3 separate regions of the Mus musculus genome follow, and all the other regions are linked to region 3. Evidence: chromatin loops called from intact Hi-C (ENCODE). Cell type or tissue: left cerebral cortex. All regions are shown on one strand. Region 1 overlaps Gm39299 (a long non-coding RNA gene). Region 2 holds the start of Olfm2 (olfactomedin 2). Region 3 overlaps Pin1 (protein (peptidyl-prolyl cis/trans isomerase) NIMA-interacting 1).

The links. Peaks named below come from ENCODE experiments on the same cell type or tissue, not always from the same donor. Only the 100,000 strongest peaks of a DNase experiment are listed, where the experiment ranks them.
Region 1: a loop joins it to region 3, with 5 times the contacts of the local background. A loop is called at or near these places in 6 of 42 quality-filtered maps.
Region 2: it touches region 3 in a loop (7-fold over the local background); 20 of 42 quality-filtered maps call a loop at or near these places.

Annotation. Positions count from the first base shown.
Region 1 is chr9:20,743,146-20,745,645 of GRCm38, reverse strand. It overlaps Gm39299 (a long non-coding RNA gene), which reads right to left. Exons shown (of 4, transcript XR_003948292.1): 3 at 1,802-1,874; 4 at 1-1,536. It also overlaps a transcript of Olfm2 not described here. Among named protein-coding and RNA genes, the nearest start is that of Gm35860, 15 kb to the left of the region's middle. In left cerebral cortex, a CTCF peak has its summit at 1,512 (motif pointing right); DNase peaks (open chromatin) are centred at 207, 1,190 and 1,501; H3K4me3 peaks cover 534 bases.
Region 2 is chr9:20,726,381-20,728,880 of GRCm38, reverse strand. Olfm2 (olfactomedin 2) reads left to right here and starts at 1,878. Exons shown (of 6, transcript NM_001357635.1): 1 at 1,878-2,235. The coding sequence starts at 2,101. Gm39299 (a long non-coding RNA gene) reads right to left here and starts at 1,232. Exons shown (of 4, transcript XR_003948292.1): 1 at 691-1,232. In left cerebral cortex, a CTCF peak has its summit at 982 (motif pointing right); DNase peaks (open chromatin) are centred at 1,001, 1,224 and 1,803; H3K4me3 peaks cover 1,775 bases; H3K27ac peaks cover 1,806 bases.
Region 3 is chr9:20,661,018-20,663,517 of GRCm38, reverse strand. It overlaps Pin1 (protein (peptidyl-prolyl cis/trans isomerase) NIMA-interacting 1), which reads right to left. Exons shown (of 4, transcript NM_023371.4): 3 at 1,110-1,220; 4 at 1-343. The coding sequence ends at 234. Among named protein-coding and RNA genes, the nearest start is that of Pin1, 10 kb to the right of the region's middle. In left cerebral cortex, a CTCF peak has its summit at 1,003 (motif pointing left); DNase peaks (open chromatin) are centred at 379, 719 and 997; H3K27ac peaks cover 1,328 bases.

The sequences.
Region 1 (2,500 bases), 82 kb before region 3:
CCCAGGGGAGTTTGTGTGTGTGTATGCGTGTTCAAATGTGAGTGAATTGGGGTGTGACTGGGAGAGGGTGTGTGTACGTGTGAGAGAGTGTGTGAGTGACAGTGGGGGCAGGGTGACCCGAGGACCAGTGTGATGACAGATAGGAGTTGTGGGTCTGTCTGTGACTGGCTGTGTGACCCGGCATGAGGACCTGAGAATCTCTGTGGTGTGTTTGTCCGGCTCCCGCTATATGTCAATAACGGGGTGTGACAATTGTCCTCATGGCTGTGCCCAGATGCCTGGGTTGTCCAAAACTCGAGTGACAGTCAGGTGTGTGGCCATGTGAGGGCACTCTGTGCCTTTGGTTGAATACATCACTCTAAAACGGGGTGTTCAGGGTGACAGGCTGTGTGTGCAAACGTGACATCCAGGCCCTGTGTGTATAGGCTCTATGCATACCCCATTCCTGGTGTGGCAGATGCAGGTGCCTCCCTGTGGTACTCCGTCTCTTGGGTAAGCTAGAAAAGCTATGCAAAATGTGGAGGGTCCAATCTATCTTCTACTATTGAGAAACCTCATTCCTCCTCCATCTTGGGGGTGGGAATACCCTCAGATCTCATGTGTGTGTGTGTGGGAGGGGGGCGTTAGGAAGCTGCTATCAATAAAACAGTAACATAATAGCAAACATTGTAGAAAGGCTAATGGTCACGCTTGTATTACAAGCACAGCAGGAGCTAAGGTGCTTAAGCCTCCGGGTGTCCTATCTATGGATGGTAGGGCGTCAGGGTTACCCTCATTTAAGAGATAGGGAAACTGAGGCACAGAAAAGTTAGGTCACATGCTTAAGCCCAGACAGCCCAGGAGTAGTAGCACGGACAAGATAGAACACAGGCAGGTCGCTCCTGAACTTAGCATTTGTGAAATGATCCACTCCAGTGTCTACACTGCCTGGGTCGACGTGACTAGGCGGGGTTTCTAGGTAGAAACTCACTAAAATAAGGGTCTGGACACCTTTCCTCTTCTGATTAAGATAAGAGGGCAATCAGCTGTAGTTACACCCCACTCTCGCGTGCTGGTAGAGACAGGTCCGGGTAGGATTTCTACAAGGAGACGATGTGGGGTTCCTTGCGCTCGGTCCATCTCAGCACAAACACGCAGGGTGGGGAAGGTGCAGCCGGTTGCACACAGTGAGCACTCAGTATGCAAGCCCAAAGGAACTAGGCACACCACGTGTGAAGGAGACAAAAAGAGAAAAACATACCTAAAAAATGGCTGGCAAAAAATGAACCAGGAGGGAAAGCGACTTTAGTTTCTGAGAGTAATTGAGTCACCCTTAGGTTTCCAGTTCCAAGGCCAGTTTGCAGAGAAACCCCAGGAATGGAGGGAAGGGGCTTGGGGCGGGGCCGATTGGGGATGGAGCTACTTGGAGAGCAAGGGAAGGACCACCTGCCAGAGCGTGCTGGGGCTGAAGCGGGGACATCTGAATCCCGACTCTTGGGGGGCAGCAGTCACTGGCTGCACTGCTTCAGGTGGCCACTAGGGGGCACCACGTGATGGCTGAAAAAAAAATAGTGGTTAACCAAGGTCTGCCTCCACAGGGGGAAGGAGAGGAGGAGGGCAAAAGAGGACAGGGAGGAGAAGAGAGAGGGGCGGGGTTCTGAGGAAAGCGGCTCTGCCCCTCTCATTTCTCTGTCTAGTCCCAGACACCTCTCCGCAGTCCCAACAGAACCCTGAACAGAACCCTTCTTGAGAAATCATTTCCTCAGCCGTTCACATCACCAGATTTGATGAAGCAGTGAGGCCCAGCCCTCCTGGAGCTGACCTTCAGGTGCAGCAGACAGATGAAACCACAAAAATGAATACACCGGCTCCAAGAGCTGAATCCATATATAATCCTGTGCAAATAGGAAGAAAAAAATCACAAGTAGAAGCTAGTCATGGTGGCCCACACCTGTAACCCAGGGTGTGTGTGTGTGTGTGGAGGGATGGGATCAGGAATTCAAGGTCATTCTCCATCACATTGTGAGTTCAAGGCCAGCTTCCCCCCGCCCCATAAAGGAGATTAATACTGGACAATGAGGGTGGGGATCTGGAGCAGTGGCTCAGAGGTCAGGAGGGCCTGGTGTTTGTTCTAGTTTGCTTTCTGTGCTGTGCTACAGAACTGACAAGGAGGAGAGGGTTGTTTGTCTTACACTTCAGGTGTCGGTCCATCATTGATGGGGCTCAGGCCAGAGCTCATTCTCTCAGGGGACCCAGAGCTTACACTCAAGCAGGGACCTCTGAGGACACTCAGCCAGCTTTCTTATACAGCCCTGGCCCACCTGACTACAGATGGCGCTGCCCACACTGGGCCAGGCCTCCCTACCTCAGTCAAGACCACTTCTCCCAGGCATGGCTGGTCCCTCGACCGAGGGGGCCTTTTCTCAAGTTGACAATAAAAAAATAACCAGGACCCTGTTCTTACAGAGGACTGGAGTCCGATTCCCGGCAGCCACACAGAGCGGATAACAACCACCGATAA
Region 2 (2,500 bases), 65 kb before region 3:
CCAATATCTAACCCAGAAATCAGATGTGGCATGCCTGCACTGCATTTCAGGGGAGGCTGAGACAGGCTCTCTGGGGCCGGTCTGACCAGCTTAGCCAAATCAGGGAGCCCCAAGTACAGTGAGAGACCTTGTCAAAAATTTAGGTGCAGGCGGGTTTGGTAGCCCATGCCTTTAGTCTGAGCCAGAGCTACACAGAGAGACTGTGTCTCAAAACTAACTTACTAAAAAGACTAAATAAAATCAATTAACTAATAAAACAAGGCAGAGAGGGGCACCGAGGAAGACAGTCCATGTATACCTCTGGCCTCCTCACTCAGGCACACAGGTCTTGCACAATCTACTCTTCCTTAGTCTCCACCCACCCCCTTCTGATACCTATTTGTACTTTCCTTCTTTTGTTTCCTATGTCACTCAAATTTCTTTTTACACTTATTTAAAGTGCTAACGTGGTGGGATGGGTGGCCGTATGGCCACAGCCTTCAAGTGGAGGTCAGAGGACACTTTGGGGGACACTTTCCTCTTCAGAGATCCAGCTCAGGTTACCAGGCTCTGTGGTAAGCACTTTTACACACTCAGCCATTGCTTCCCCCCACCCCCAGACCTCCCCAGCCCTTCCTCAAGTCCTGTCTGTCTCCATAACGCGGTGTTCTTGAGTTGAGCGGCAGGCTACCTCTGGCTTCTTACACATACCTGACCCATCAGGCCCCCAGAACCACTTTACAGATGAGGAAACTGAGACAGACCGGAACAACTATTGCTGGAGGTCAGGTAGGGGCTGAACCTGCTTCTCAGTGGAGTTCAGACAGTTCAGGACCCCCAGCACTTCGAGGTTGGGAGCTTCCGGCTCCGTAAGCGGCCAGCGAGGTAAAGGCCTGAGTCATCGCCGCCTCCAGACGGCGGCGGCCGCCGGCCGAGGGCGACGGCGGCGGCGGCGGCGGCGGGAGGTGATGCGGGGACGCCAGGAGGGGGCGAGAGTGCGAAACCGAAGAGAGGCGACCGCGCGGGTGCTCCTCGCCCGGCCCTGCCGCCTGCTGCGTTTTCCAGCCTCCCTCACCAGGGCACCAGCCCAGTGCAGGTCCCTGGGGGCTGGAGGAGACCCGAGGTCTTAGTTCCCCGCCTCCCACCCCAAGTTCAAGTTGTGAGTCAAACCGTGCGTTGGGACCTGTCTGCAAAAAGAACTGTCTGGGTTCACGACAGTCCCGGGTGGCACCGCCGCCCTCGGATGCGCAGGGGAAAGCATCTCGCTTCCCAGGTCACCCACACTCCAGAGTCTGTACCGGCCACCCTGGGCTTTCCTGGTCTGGAATCCACAGAGGGATCCCCTTCAGAATGATCTGGGGACCAGGAAAGCCAGGAGAAAAGAGTCTCGGAGCTCGGGAGAGCACCGAAGTCCGTCCCGCACTGCTCTCTGTGCGTTGCGGGCTCGGGACCGGGCTCTGCACCCGACCGATCAGGTGGGTGGAGACACCCGACCTCCACCCCCTGTCAGTTTTGGGTGGAAGGTGTGGGCTGGATTTTTTCGCCCTGAAACGTAGGGGTTTTGGAGAGGGGGTGTTGCGTGCTGGGGAGCCCTGGGATCACCACTAAGCTACCGAGGGGACTCGAGCGAGGATGGAGGATTTGGCTGGGGGGGCGGGGCCGGGGATGCCGCGGCGGCGGGGATGGGGGGAGGTGGCGAGGGTGTTGCTGGCAGGGGATGTCCCCACTTCTGCAGGTGGGAGAAGGTCCGCCAGAGGCTCTGCGGGGAAGTGGGGGTCGGAGTGGGTGCACTCCCATTCTCCCCCCAGCCCTGCTGGCTCTAGGGCCGGAGCCGTGACGTCACGGCGGCTGGAAGTGCCCGGCGGTGGCGCGGGAGGGGGTGGCCGAGCCGGCGCCTTATAAAGCTGAGCCCGCGAGGCGCGCGGAGCCGCAGCCGAGCGCGTCCCCAGTGTCACCCCATCCCACCGGCCACCGCCCCCTTGGACCTGGTCATCTCGCCATCGGGATCCCCCACCCCTCCACCCCACTGGGGTGGGTAAGCGACAGCTTGAGTGCCGAGCAAAAGGGACTGAACACCTGCTTTTTTGGGGTGGTGGCGCGGGGCATGAGGCGAGGGGCGCGATGTCGGTGCCGCTGCTCAAGATCGGGGCGGTGCTGAGCACCATGGCCATGGTCACTAACTGGATGTCGCAGACGCTGCCCTCGCTCGTGGGACTCAACAGCACCGTGTCCCGTGCGGGCTCTTCGGAGAAAATCGTGAGTGGCCAGCCGGCTGGGGGGCGCTCCGGCTTGGGGGGGCGTGGTGCCCGCAGACCCCACGGCAGCTCCTGGGAAAGGGACCCTCACAGCCCCAAAGTGACAGAATCTCGGGTTCAGGCGGGAATGTCATCTCGAGGGGACGTGGTCTCTTGGGGGTCCCGGGCTGGACCCCGAGGCACAAGGGAGCCCCGCGCCCGGCATAGCTCTGGGTTTGATGATTGCATTTGCTGGGCTAGAGTCCTCTCTGAGGGGACCTGCTAGT
Region 3 (2,500 bases):
CAGGTCACCTCTGACCCCCTGAGCCTGGGGGCCTCCCCATCCCCACTGCCCTTCTGAAGTCAATTCCTCCAGAAGGAGCCTGGCTAGGACAGCCCCGAATAGGGGCAAACAGGGAGCGGGATGCTCAGAGCCCCTCCCAGTCATTTTAGGAACAATAAATACTGTGTGACAGTAGCAGGAAGGGCATCCGTGGGCTGTGTGGCAGCCAGAGCAGGCTGGCCAGGTGCCTGCCCTCATTCTGTGCGCAGGATGATATGGATGCCCGAGTCCGTGAACACGGGCCCACTCATCTCCCCTGTCCGTAGAGCAAACGACGCATCCTCAAATGGTTTCTGCATCTGACCTGTGAAACAGCAGACAGTGGAGGTCAGGCACAGGCTGCACAGCAGATGGGGCTCCTGCCTGCATTCAGTCTCAAGCATATTCATCATGGGTTTTATAGCCCTGTCACTGTGCAGTGATGAGCTGTGGCCCAGCTGAGAGCCACAGGCCCATTAAGGAGGCCCCGGGAAGCCCAAAGACAGCGTGGGATAGTAGGCAGAGCTGTGCTGTACATTTAGACACACTGCATGATGAACTCTGGATTCCTGGCTGAACATTATCTATCCTGCAGGGAGGTGGCCAGGGCTGACAGCAGAGGCTTGCTACCTGACTCCAAGGCAGGGGCCCACACCTCACACTTCCAGCTCACGCCAAAGAGATGAAGGAGAGAAGATGGGGGAGGAAGAAGGAATCTACTTTCCTCTGCCCTTGGCAGATAGGTCTGAGCTCTGGATTGTTTCCCTTGTCCATTTTCCCAAAAAACCTGCCAAAGGGGCAAAGGAGCTGGAATGCTCAGGGGCCCGTCCCTATAGCTCTACCAGAGATGCCAGTGACAAACCAGAATCACCTTAATGGGCCTGTGAGGGGGACAATGATCCTGGGAGGAAAGACACTAAGGAGGTTTTATATCCCTTTTGCAGTACAAAAAACCCAGGCCAGGAAGCCTGAGGGCTATGCTGCCACCTGGTGGACAGGAAGGCCTGTGCTCCGGAGCTGCCCTCCTCAGGGCCTTCCGCCCAGAACACTGAGGGAAAGTGCTGAGTGTGGTGGTGCCCACTCTTGCCCACCTCTGCTGAAGGGACCCAGGTCTCCCCTGGCTTTGGCAGAGCTGCAATCACTGAACTGTGAGGCCAGAGATTCAAAGTCTTCCTCTCCTGACTTAATCTTCTGGATATAGCCTGTAGGGATACAAGGGGAGAGCCGCGCATCAGACACATAGAGGCCAGACAGGATGCAGGAAGAACTGGACACACCTAGGAGCTAGGCCAGACCTGCCCGACCTGTGCACCCAGTTCCCTACAAGGTTATGCTGATCGCACCCACAACACCTCCCATACCCTCAGGCCCAAGCAACCACACCCTTATCCTGTGCTCTTATTATGTGCACCCATGAAGACAGTCCTCCCATGTGCATGTCCCAACGGTGCAAACCAGTCGCCCATCCTCACGTGCCTATGACCATAGCACGATCTGAATAGCCAGGACAGTCATCCACGGTGCACAGGAATTGAAGCACCCATACACGCAGTGACCTCTTCTCAGGCCTGGACACAGAGCTGAAACCTCACAGCAGATGACTGCCCACCCCTACTCCTGGGGCAATGTCAAGGCTCTGGAGACCTGCAGCCAGCTAGCATGCAGCCAAGCTCTTCACTGGAGCTGGTGACCTCTTCAGCTGTGGGCAGTAGGAGTCTCCACCTGCGCAACACGGAGGCACAGCAGAGTACTCGCTGGGGCACTGAGGTTGTAAGGACTGTGTGTGAGTGCCTGTACAATGGTCCCATAGGCAAGGTTCCACACTGTATTGGCAGAGCTCAGGAGACATTAAAGCGGCTCTACTGGGTTGTGACTCTCCTGCGGGGTCAGGAAGCCAGGGCTGCTGGAAAGAAGGTGAATAGTGACTGAAGCAAAGCCTCAAAACAACAATAACAAAAATCACTTGTCACACGGCCTGACTATCTGGGTTCTATCCCTGGGACCTACAAGAATCGAAGAATCAACTTCTGCAAGTTGTATCCTCTGACCTTCATACACTCTTACCAACCCCTCACCTAAACAAATAAAAACAAAGTCAGACAAACAACAAAACAGTTGAAAGGACCCAGGCTCAGGGGAGTGAGAGCACAGTACCACGTATGCGGATGCATGTGAGCCTGTGCTATGCACTCTCAGACATGTGCAAGGTGGGGAGACTACCAGGCACCTGGTCTAGGTAGCACCTGAGGTGGGTAAGAAAGCCCTAGACACAGACACAAGACAGCCCATCCTGTCCCCATCTTCTGACTAACTTGCAGCCATGGCACACAGAGACTCCCAGGGCAGCCACCCTGACCTGAGCAGCTCTCTCTCAGTTTTCCCAGATGGCCTGGACAGGACTCTGTCCTTTTATCTCCGAGACATAGCCTCCTATGCAGCTCAGGCTACTCTTGAATCCTCAAACTTCCTGCTTAGCTCCTGG